Linked DNA regions of Homo sapiens: region 1 is linked to region 2. Evidence: chromatin contacts called from ENCODE Hi-C data. All regions are on one chromosome and are shown on one strand. Each heading gives the region's core, a stretch centred on a gene start or an enhancer-like site at or near the end of the contact. The rest is flanking DNA. Distances are from core to core; before and after follow the strand shown.

Region 1 (6,286 bases), core at 1,568-4,067, 2.5 Mb before region 2:
TTTTTTTGTATGGCACACCCTTACGAGTAAAAAAAATCAGAATATACTCTCAGTATAGTTTTATAAAATATATACATCACTATATTAATATATGTATTGTAAAACATACTAAAAAATTAAAAATTACAGATAAAAATTAACACACAATTTAATTTCTAATAAATCCTGATACTCCCCTAAATTATTTTGTGTGCCTTTTACACGAATGTCTCATTTTAAAGACCACAGCTCTAACCAAATGAAGAAAACATGGAAGTGAAGACAACAGAGCTGAATAACCTTAGAGGAAAAGTAGGAAACAACAACAATCAGATGAGAATCCACTAGAATTTTCCACTTGGAAAATTTTCAATTGATGAAATTTTCATGTACACAGGATTACATTTCATACTCTGTGGGTCCATTCCACTTTGTTCTAAAGTAAATATTCATATAATCATCTATTTCTAGATTTAAAAAATCATTAGAATTGATTTAAAAAGTAAAAAAAGTTATAGTCAGAACAAAATGCAAATACCTTGATGATGCAAAATTAACAACTAATTAAAACTGGGAGATTGAAGGAGTAAGGAAAGGAACAAGACTATGATTCAGAAACATGGGTAATACTATCTAGAGCTAATAAAGGACATATAGAACATTATAGAAATCACTAACACAAGTAAAAGCAAGCACAATAAAACTGGGAGTGAAGGTGAGAATGGATGATACCCTATTGTCTCTACTCTCTCATGTAATGCAAAAATTGATACAATTACAACTTTTTTTTTTTTTTTTGAGACAGGTTCTCATTCTAACTCAGACTGGAGTGCAGTGGCACAGTCAAGGCTCACTGCAGCCTCAACCTCCCAGGCTCAAGAGATCCTCCTGCCTCAGCCTCCTGAGTAGCCGGGAATACAGCCATGTGCCACCATACTTTGCTAATTGTTTTTTGTGTATTTTTTTTTTTTTTTTTTCTACTTTTTATACTGATGCAGGTCTTGCTGTTACCCAGGCTGGTTTCAAAGTCCTGGCCCTGAGCAATCATCCTGGCTCACAAAGTGCTGGGATTACAGGTGTGAACCACTATGCCCAGCCACAACTTCTATTTTTAAAAAAGCACTATTAAGTAGGAAAAAAAAGCAGTATATAACACAGTATGTCAATTATCTGGAAAACTGAAATCAGTTACTGACTGCCAGTCAGCTCATGTGAAACACTTGTACCACCCTGATACAGTTTGGCTCTGTGTTCCCACCCAAATCTCATCTTGTAGCTCCCATAGTTCCCATGTGTTGTGGGAGGAACCCGATGGGAGACGAGTCATGGGGGCGGGTCTTTCCCATGCTGTTCTCATGATAGTGAATGAGTCTCATGAGATCTGATGGTTTTAAAAACGGGACTTTCCCTGCACAAGCTCTCTTCTCTTGTCTGCCACCATGTGAGACATGCCTTTTGCCTTCTGCCATGATTGTGAGGCTTCCCCAGCCACGTGGAACTGTAAGTCCAATTAAACCTTTCTTTTGCAAATTGCCTGGTCTCAGGTATGTCTTTATCAGCAGCATGAAAACGGATTAATATAGTAAACTGGTACCAGTAGAGTGGGGCACTGCTGAAAAGATACCCAAAAATGTGGAAGTGGCTTTGGAACTGGGTAACAGGCAGAGACTGGAACGGTCTGGAGGGCTCAGAAGGAGGCAGGAAAATGTGGGAATTTGGAACTGGGTAACAGGCAGAGACTGGAACAGTCTGGAGGGCTCAGAAGGAGACAGGAAGATAGGGAGTTTGGAATTCCCTAGAGACATGTTGAATGGCTTTGACCAAAATGCTAATAATGATATGGACAATGAAATCCAGGCTGAGGTGGTCTCAGATGGAGATGAGGAATGTGTTAGGAACTACAGCAAAGGTGGGTCTTGTTACGTTTTAGCAAAGATACTGGTGGCATTCTGCCCCTCCCTAGAGATTTGTGGAACTTGGAAGTTGAGAGAGATGACTTAGGGTATCTGGTGGAAAAAATTTCTAAGCAGCAAACCATTGAAGAGGTGACCTGGGTGCTGTTAAAGGCATTCAGTTTTATAAGGGAAAGAGTATAAATGTTTGGAAAATTTGCAGCCTGACAATGTGATAGGAAAGAAAATCCCATTTTCTGAGGAGAAGTTCAAGTCAGCTGCAGAAATTTGCATAAGTAATGAGGAGTCAAATGTTAATTCCAAGACAATGTGGAAAATGTCTCCAGGGCATGTCAGAGACCTTTGCAGCAGCCCCTCCCATCTCAGGCCTGGAGGTTCAGAAGGAAAAAATGGTTTCATGGGCTGGGCCCAGGGTCCCTCTGCCCTATGCAGTCTAGGGACTTGGTGCTCTGGGTCCCAGCCGCTCCAGCTGTGACTAAACGGGGTCAAGGTACAGCTCAGGCTGTGGCCTCAGAGGGTGGAAGCCTCAAGTCTTGGCAGCTTCCATGTGGTGTTGAGCCTGCAGGTGCACAGAAGTCAAGAATTGAAGTTTGGGAACCTCTGCTTAGATTTCAGAAGATGTATAGAAACACCTGAATGCCCAGGCAAAAGTTTGCTGCAGGGGTGGGGCTCTCATGGAGAACCTCTGCTAGGGCAGTGAGGAAGGAAAATGTGGGGTCAGAGCCCTCCCCCAACAGAATCCTACTGGGTCACCTCTCAGTGGAGCTGTGAGAAGAGGGCCACCATCCTCCAGACCCCAGAATGGTAGATCCACTGACAGTTTGTACCGTGCGCCTGGAAAACCCGCAGACACTCAACAACAGCCTGTGAAAGCAGTCAGGAGGGAGGCTGTACCCTGCAAAACCACAGGGGCAGAACTGCTTGAGACCAAAGGATGTTGCATCAGCATGGCCTGGATTCAAGACATGGAGTCAAAGGAGATCATTTTGAAGCTTTAAGATTTGACTGCCCTGCTGGATTTTGAATTTGCATGGGGGCCTGGAGCCCCTTTGTTTTGGCCAATTTCTCCCATTTGGAACAGCTATATTTACCCAATGCCTGTACCCCCACTGTATCTAGGAGGTAACTAACTTGCTTTTGATTTTACAGGCTCACAGGTGGAAGGGACTTGTCTCAGATAAGACTTTGGACTGTGGACTTTTGAGTTGAGACTTTGGGGGTTAACTACTCAAAACCAGTTGGAAAGGCATGATTGGTTTTGAAATGTGAAGATACGAGATTTGAGAGGGGCCAGGGGCAGAATGATATGGTTTGGCTCTGTGTCCTCACACAAATCTCATCTTATAGCTCCCATAATTCCCATGTGTTGTGGCAGGGACCTGGTGGGAGATGACTAAATCATGGGGGTGGGTGTTTTTCGTGATGTTCTTGTGACAGTAAGTCTCATGAGATCTCATGGTTTTAAAAACGGGAATTTCCCTGCACAAGCTCTCTTCTCTTGTCTGCTGTCATGTGAGATGTGCCTTCTGCCACGATTGTGAGGCTTCCCCAGCCACGTGGAACTGTAAGTCCAACTAAACCTTTCTTTTGTAAACTGCCCGGTCTCAGGTATGTCTTTATAGGCAGTGTGAAAACGGACTAATATACACCCTCATTAGTCTACTTCATTTATTGTCTTTTACTATAGAGTTTATGTGCATGGCTGTGGTATTACCTAAGTATAATATCATCTCTAGTTTATTAATTTCTGTAAGGCAAAGCCTAGCACAACACTCAGTGTTGGTTTAAAAATAAAATGAAAAAGGAAGGGGGCTAGTTACGTGTTTTGAGAGAATTAATGGAATAGCTAATTTTGACCTACACGTGAAAACAGAAAGTCCATCTTGTAGTTTTAATTACTCAAAACCAGTTTACTTAAAGTTGACTAAAATGTGTACTAAATGGATAGGCTCGTCTCTGAAATAGAAACAGCTGTGTCTTTCAGAAGACTGATTAGACTAAGTGGCAGAGCTGGACACCACTGCTATAGAAAAGAATGTGCAGGGGCAAGAAGAGGGGGTGGTTAAAGATGCAGTAATGGCAACAGCTGAACCTTCAAGAAAAAAAAATTGGCTAAGGACAGGAAAAAATATTCCTTCTTCTTAGTTATATATATTTCTATTTAAAGGGGAAGCCAACAGAGCTGGGGGAAAGGAAGGGAGGGATGTGTACACTGAAGTAACTGGCGTTGGTAATATATTTACACAGGACCCCAGTTTTAAAAAAAAGGGTGGGGGTGAACAAATACCTTCATTTACCTTATAGTTTACTTACCTGGGTCCTTGAGGCATAAGTGAAATAGCTATTCTGTAGTGTGAGCTCTCTGCCCCAAGCAAAAGGCAACCTCCCTTCAAAGTCTGACAGGTTTTTTCAGTCAATTGTATCAGGTTGAATTACATGACACTGACATTTTTGTATGTCAAAGGCAGAATATTGGCAATTTCATGTGGTCCTAAAGCAACAATCCCCCCTCAAGTGATTACAATGGTAGACCTTAAGGCTTTCTGTTTTTCTAGGGCAGTAAGTCTCAAAGTTAAGTGTGCAGTAGAATTACCTTGGAGGGCCTGTTAAAACAAAATGCTGGGCTTCAATCCGGGTGTTAAGGGTTCAGCGGGTCCGGGTCAGCTTCCCAAATTTGCATTTCTAACAAAGTCTCAGGTCGTCCTGGGATCTCACACTAAGAACCTCTGTTCTAGTCTGAAGGCTGAACTAGGAAGCTGTCAATACCGCTAACACACACAAAAAACTCATCATCATTCCCCCAGGTGTTCATTTGTCCTCCATCTCTGAATAAGTCTTCCATTTTACTTGGGTACTATGCTAAGGAACTGGCTTACTTTCAACTTCTTTTTTGGGGGGTCTTATTCCAATGTTAGGGAATCTCTTTTGAAATCCACAACATTCTCCAACACTGAAAGCAAGGAGGTAGTTTTAATTACATTTTATAGATACATGAAAAGTTTACAAGGGTAAAGACTTCCAGATATTTTTGGAACAACTCTTTTTCTACTTGATAATTCCTAAAAGCTATTAACACATGCTGTTATAAAAGAGAAGATTTAGAGCCTCTGTTTACTGCTGCCTTGTCACTTACTGCCAGGGTTCTCCCACACACACAAAAAAAACAACTAAAAATTAAACTAAGAGTGAACCCCTGTGTACACAATATAACGCCACAAAATCATTTCATTTCTGTTGCTTTAATGTATTTTCAAAGAAAAGATTAAAAGCAAGAAATCATCTAACAACATTTCTAGATATAGGCATAATGTCATTTTCCATGGCAACAGTAAAAATGGAAAAAAAAAAAAAAAAAGCTCTGGGGTCCACGTGCTGAGATACTTGGATTCTACTTCTACCCATTTCACATTTCAGGCTATGTATTCTTTGGCACATCACTGAGCTTCTGGCTATAGACAGAACTGGAGGCAAGAATTGCTAAACTCTGTCCAGTTCCACCATAAGTTAATACAGATTCATAAACTAGTTTAAGATTTACTCAACATCACCAAATAATTTCCTCACACTGCAATTACCTTCTTTTAAAATACCAACTACAGGTCACTGCAGAACCTGATTACTTTTCCTATAGCATAACATATTAAAGATATTCTGGATCTCTGGAAACCATTTTTTACAATCATCATTTGCAAACAACTACATTTATATGGCATGCTAGTTGTGACAAGTCCAATTTTTTCTATTATGTATTAATAATATTGTATAAACAAGGCATATAAGAAAAGACGAAGCCCAGTGTACCTATGTTAATAGTCTTATACAGTATTAGGATTTTTAAAAATCAACTTTATTCAGTTAGCATCACAGTTTATAACTACAGTTATAAGAGGTAAGATTTCAAATTATAGTAATATATAAACAGGGTAGTAAACTACAATGGGCCAGACTAGCAGTTAGGTGACTACTCACAACGGAAAGTTGCACAGCCTCTTCTTTTTTTAAAAAATCATTCATTCATTTGTTCACTCTCTTTCTCTCTTATTCATTGACCCATTTGAGTATTTTGGGGGAACCTACACTAATGTAGGCCATGTAGAAACAAGGAAGAACAACACAAAGACAGCCTCTAACCTCATAATTTGAACTAGCTCTCAGAGGTCCTCCAGATAAAATCTTCTACAACTTCCAATGTGCTTAAGTGAATAAACAAAATAGCAAAACCTGACCATGCCTTTTTTGGTAAAAATTACAAATAGCTGAAACCAAATGTTGTGACCCAAATGTATGTCTGTGTACATGTATGTACGCAGGTATGTATATATTTTTAAGCAACACAAACACGATAAAAGGAACAGGATCATCCAGATACTCTTAATGCCAAAGCAGTACCTTCA
Region 2 (6,031 bases), core at 1,798-4,297:
GTGAATAACTAGAGCATGGGGTATATGATTCCCATCAGATAATAGAGGGGATCAGGAATGGAAGAGATCAGATAAGGCTTGGAGGCATCAGGGGAAACGTCTACCGGGGCAGTGGGACTTGAGCACAGTCATTAGGCATGCAAATCATCTTGTGGGCTTTCCAATGTGTGAGCTGGAATACGTTAATGACCTCAATTTCCCCCGTGCTAAAGCTCTGCTCTATGCCTTTGAACTGACACACCCTGTCAAAATATGTAGAAACTGAATACCCTGAATCCAGACCTCCCATGGAGGCTCTGAAGGGAAGAGAGAAAGAACTACTCACATGTTGGCCACCACCACCTCTCTCCCTCCCAGGCAGCTGGATGGAGGAGGCTTTGCCCGGGCTTCTCAGTTCATTTCCTTTCTGAGACATCTTTGTCCTTGATGTTTGTTTTAACCAGAGTTTGCCCATATTTGGGAGTTGGGGGGTGGGGCATTAATGGTGAGATACAGTCCCACTCTCCCAGGATGGCCTCCTTCCAGTTCCTGGGAGTCTGGGATGTGTACATTATCTCTACTCTGTATTACAACGGGGCCAGGAATTGGCTCGTTTTGCCTATTTAAATTAATAAACTGGAAGAGTCTTTTGTTTCATAGCCATCGTGTGGTTGAGTGACAGCTCTATGCCTTCGCCTGATGCTGAGGCTCCATGGGAAACATCATGTACTCTTGCTGAACTCTGATTAAAAAACAAGTGCTACAAACTGTTTAATTTTCAGATTGTACCTGTCATTCACCTTACCTTTCCAATGCCTCGCGGTGATAAGAAACTCACCTAATATCTGTCATTCCAAATATCCTAAACAAGGCTGGTTCATTCTGTAACCTTAAGAAGATGGCAGAAACTGCATTATAGCAAGCAATAACAATATAGGCACAGACTGTCCTGCAGTGAGCATTAGAGATTACTGAGAATATGTTTAGAAATATCACAGGGAGCTTGGCATGGTGGCTCATGCCTGTAATCCCAGCACTTTGGGAGGCCAAGGCAGGCGGATCACAAGATCAGGAGATCAAGACCATTCTGGCCAACATGGTGAAACCCTGTCTCTACCAAAAATATGAAAATTAGCCAGGCGTGGTGGCATGAACCTGTAGTCCCAGCTACGCTGGAGGCTGAGGAAGAGAATCACTTGAACCAGGGAGGTGGAGGTTGCAGTGGGCCAAGATCACGCCAATGCACTCCAGCCTGGGCAACAAGAGTGAAACTCCATCTCAAAAAAGAAAAAAGGGAAAAAGAAATATCATAGAGAATAAAATGACTAGCTAAGCAAAGAAAATAAAAGTACATACAATTGGGGCTTAAAGGGCAAACTGTAGGTATATCTAAAATTGGCAACCTCAAAGACAAGAGTAAGAGAAAGAACTAAAATAAATTTAGGTTAAATAAATTTAGACTATAGAGGGGCTTAGTTCCTGACTAATGTCAAAAGCTGATTGTCCTTTTCCAGGAGTGGGGCAAAAAAAAAAAAACCCTTCACCCTTCGCTAGCTCTGCACTCTCTAATGGGTGTTCTCAGTCTGACATCTGTTAATGGTTGCAGCTGGTTACAAGTTTTTAGTAAAGAACAACCAAGACTTTTGCCTCTGGCAACCCAGAGAGGGACTTTCTCACTAGACAAGCCTTATGTAAGAATGAGAGGAAGGTGCACTTTTCTTAGAGAAGGAGAGAGCTGTGCTGGTTGAAGGGGAAGTGGACACCATCAGCCTTGAAGCTCAGGGCTTGGCCAGGAATGCTGCTGCTTAGGCAGAACTGGGAACAGGTGGGGTCTTTGGATGAGCTGGGAGTCCAGCCAGCCAGTGGAAGCTCTGCAGGAGGCTCCACCTAGTCTGACAGTAGAACAAGGACAGGACTTCATGGAGAAATCATTACTCAGCTAGAGAGAAGGGCTAACTGCTCCAGAGCATTTGCCATCCATATACTCACTTAGCAACTCAGCTTTGTTTCCTTATTTAACATCTATTTATAGTCAACATCTCCCCAACTAGATGGTCATATTCTTAAGGGAAAGTGTTTTATGTTAAACCTTTAATCTCTATGGCAAGCTATAAGTACCATTACTGGCTCTATTTTGCATAGAAAGAAACTGAGGAAGAGAGAGAGATGGGTAAGCAACTGATCAGGATCAGCCAAGGCACGGCCTCTCATATTTTTATTGAATAAAAGTAAATCAATAAGTAACAATTTGTACATTTCCAAAAATGTCCTTTTCAACTTTTTCTCAAGCAAGTTTAAGATGTCATTTGGAATTCATGATTAAAGAATTGGAAGCCAGCTATTTTAAGGGAGCAACTCAAATTGAGTGCATTGAGATGGCAAAACAGCCAAAGGGTGATCCTGAATTAGTTTATATGACTGTAAAATGCAAAACAGTAAAGCCTGTTATCTAAAGGAAAAGATAAAAGGCAAAGGCAGAGTCAAAGATAGCAGATTTCAGCAGTCATAGATTTCTCTCTCTGGAAAGCACAGCTGTTTTTTGTATCTGCCAACCTAATGGAACTCCTCAAATGACTTTTGTTGAAAGCCCACAGGTCCTGGCAGGGCATACAAGAACTTGAGAACACATGGATTCTTTCTTTCAGGACCTTACATTTTAAAAAGGATTCACCATGAGAACTCAATGGAAAACTGATCTGGTGAAGGGGGAAAGACAAGCTTTAAAGCATGCTTCCACAGGTCCTAACATTTCAGCCAGGGAGCACAGCCCCTAGTCAGTCTGTGCAACAGGGGAAACAGGGACATAAATAAGTCTATATATACTAAAATGCTACTATCAATTTTAGTATTTATGGGTGGCATCAGCACTGACAATGGTCATTGCTATAGTTTGAACATTTGTCCCCTCCAAAACTCATGTTAAAATTTAATTGCAATTGTAACAGTATTAAGAGGTGGGTGCTTTAAGAGGGGATTAGGCCATGAGGGCTCTGCCCTCCTGAATGAATTAGTGCCATTGTCATGGGAGTAGGTTCCTTATAAAAGGAGAAGTTCAGCTCTATTTTGCACATCTTCCTCTTTCTTTCTCTCTCTATCCTTCCCTCCCTCACTGCCTCCCTCTCTTTGCCCTTTCACCATGGATAATGCAGCAAGAAGGCCCTTACCGGATGCCAGCCCCTCAATAATGGAATTTTCAGCCCCTAGAACCAAAAGCCAATAAATATCTATTCATTATGAATCACCCAATCTGTGGTATTTCTTTTGTAGCTGTACAAAACAGACTAAATCAGTCATCTAATTAGTCGATAAGCATTTGGTAGGACCCACTGGACTCATTGCTAGTTACAGATTTGCCAGCACGGTAGAGCTATTCCTACAGTCTTGCAACTCAGGGGACCTTATTCCTCTACAGAAACCAAGTTCTAGTTGCATGTTGACCCAAGTCAGCATCAGGTAGATGGCCAGCTGGGCTAACAAGTCATCTGACAAGCTCTTATACAATCAACACATTGCCTCCTACTTGCCTTCCCATCTCCGAGGCAACAGGGGTAGACCTGAAACTGGCTGCCAAGTGCCCCCACTGTCAGCCTCTGCCCTTTTGTGACATTTTCCTCATCTCCACCTTTGTCTCACTCCCTCAATGCTTCTACCCACACTTATCCACTGCTGTCCCTAGTGTTGACACTCATACTGATCAAGGCCACCCTTGAAATTTCATTTTTACTAGATTTTGTGTCTGCTGTGACACTGGGGCGCAGATATATCACCCTCAGAAGACCTGTGAATAGTCGCTACAAAGTGTGCTGGCTGAGATGAAAGGAAAAATGGAGTTAGCATTTACCGAAACTGGTCAGGCTGAAGTGGAAATCCCCAAAGAGACAGATGCAAAACATTCTACTGTTTCTAGAAGGGATGAAGAGATCTGTGGAACCAAAGTGGGGGTAGGGAGCAGGAATATAGTGTAAAGTTAGCTATATGGTGAGAGGAAAATGAGCTGAAGGCTACATTTCTTTAGATGAAAAATAAAATTTTTCAAACATGCAGAATAGCAAAGGAAATAATCTAATAGTGCCCAGATTAAATAAATGTTAGTATTATGCCTTTTTGCTCTCTTTTATTTTAAAAAATAAGATGTTACAGATCTAATTGAAGCTCCCTTGTAATCCTTCTGATTTCATTCCCCCCACCACCCCCTGCCAAGTGCAGATCACTTTCAAATAGAATGAGAGCTACTGAGTCATCATATTGGGATTATTTTTTATAGACTTTCATTGGTTTTTGCTTCACATCAAATATTAAAAAGCTTTGTTAAACAACTACCAATTGGTTAAAAAAAAACGGTTTAAAATAAAGCAAATTCTATTTCTTATATACCACACCGTGCTCAAATGAACCAAACCTGGTTTATGTAACACTTCTTAGAAAAGGTGACTCATTTTACAACCGAAAAGAAATGGAGCTTTAGCATGTCTTCTCCTACATATCACCCGTTATGCCTCGGAAAAGAATCTGCCCCTCTGGGACCCATTTCTGAAATTTACCACTTACAACACACACTTCACATGTGGTCTGTGTCACTTCTGTAGCTAACTAGCATCTTGTCCTAAGAACATTTCTCAGTGTATAAGTCAGCAGGGGTTGGTCTAAGCACTTTGTGTATATTAACTCATTTAATCTTTACAACAACCTAGTGAGGTGGATACAGTTACTATACCCATTTTATAGATGAGAAAACTCATCTGCAGAACTTACTGGTCATTGTATTTTTGTGAAGGAATCATGTGGCTGCCAAGAGTTCTTGTGTGCAGAGTAAACTGTAGCCCTTCCTATTTTATGTTATTGCACTATGTTAATTACTGGGTCTTTAAATAGCCTGAGACTTCTAACCATCCAGGCATTGTGTTAATGCTTGGCTGTATTGTAGCTACTTCCTTGACTTTCTTCAAATACAGAGTTTTCATTTCTTCATAGAGAACACACTAGAAAATTAATGTTTCATAAGGTCTAGATCGCCCATTTTTCACAAAGAAGTATGTTAGTTACTCACCTTTTTGAGCCGAAGGAGGGGCTGGGGCTCTAGAGAAGGTATTTACCCACTGGCACTCAGCAGCAGCAGGACACAAGTCATATGGATGCAGCGGGAGAGGAAGGAAGGATGGTGTCCCTTCAGCCATGGCGCCTCTCTGTCCTCTCCCTTTCATTCTACCTCTGGCCATCCTTCCCTCCCCAACTGGCCTGGCCAACCCATAATCATTCTTCATGGCTCAGATTAACCCCACATCTCCAGGGAAGCCCTCCTGGGCAATTATAGCCCACATTGGTTCTTCATCACATTGGCCTTAATGCTGTGTAATTATTTCATTTCCTTCCTTCTTCTTCTATTTTTTTTTTTTCTTTTTTTTTTTTTTTTGAGATGGGGTTGTACTCTGTCACTCAGGCTGGAATGCAGTGGTACAATCATGGCTTACTGCAGCCTTGACCTCCTAGGCTTAAGCAATCCTCTTGCCTCAGCCTCCCAAGTAGCTGGGACTACTATGTGTGCCACCATACCCAGCTAATTTTTAAATATTTTTTATAGAGACTCTGTGATCTTCCTATGTTGCCTCAGCTGGTCTCGAACTCCTGGACTCAAGTGATCTTCCCACTTCAGCCTCCCAAAGTGTTGAGATTATAGGCATGAACCACTGTGCCTGGCCTTTCTTTCTTCTTTTCTTCTTTTCTCCCTTTCTTCCTTTCTTCTTTCCTTCTCTCCTTTCTTTCTTTCCTTCTATTTTTCTCTTCCTTTCTTTCCTTTTTTCTTTTTCTTTTTTTCCTTTCTTTCAGTGACTGGCCAATGAACGCCTAAAGGTTAGAGATAATATCTTATACTTATGTATACCTAGTAACCACCACCACAAAAATCACTGGGGTGCTGGTTATTTCCTGTTTTAAGGCTATGGAGGGGAGCATGTGGAGGGGACTGGATGTAGAAAGAGAGGTTATCATCATGGTGCCCTACCCAACCCACCCAGAAGAGGAAGACGGTGTTGCTTTGGAACTGTATGGCTACTCA

What was found. Hi-C counts contacts between places; a loop is a spot of excess contacts on that map. Pooled maps may share reads with other maps.
Region 1: a map with no recorded cell type shows a loop between it and region 2 (7-fold over the local background). The contact joins two enhancer-like sites. A Hi-C loop is called at or near these places in 2 of 37 single-sample maps with no recorded cell type and 2 of 50 pooled maps.

What each region holds. Positions count from the first base shown.
Region 1 is chr2:138,520,327-138,526,612 of GRCh38, reverse strand. The region is part of intron 1 of SPOPL (speckle type BTB/POZ protein like); the gene reads right to left. Among named protein-coding and RNA genes, the nearest start is that of SPOPL, 22 kb to the right of the region's middle. RefSeq lists enhancers at 2,344-2,433, 2,444-2,493. Within about 2 kb of position 2,817, at least 2 of the 41 ENCODE cell types and tissues checked have a DNase peak (open chromatin) inside an H3K27ac peak, as active enhancers do.
Region 2 is chr2:136,054,932-136,060,962 of GRCh38, reverse strand. No RefSeq gene overlaps it. Among named protein-coding and RNA genes, the nearest start is that of CXCR4, 60 kb to the left of the region's middle. Within about 2 kb of position 3,047, at least 2 of the 41 ENCODE cell types and tissues checked have a DNase peak (open chromatin) inside an H3K27ac peak, as active enhancers do.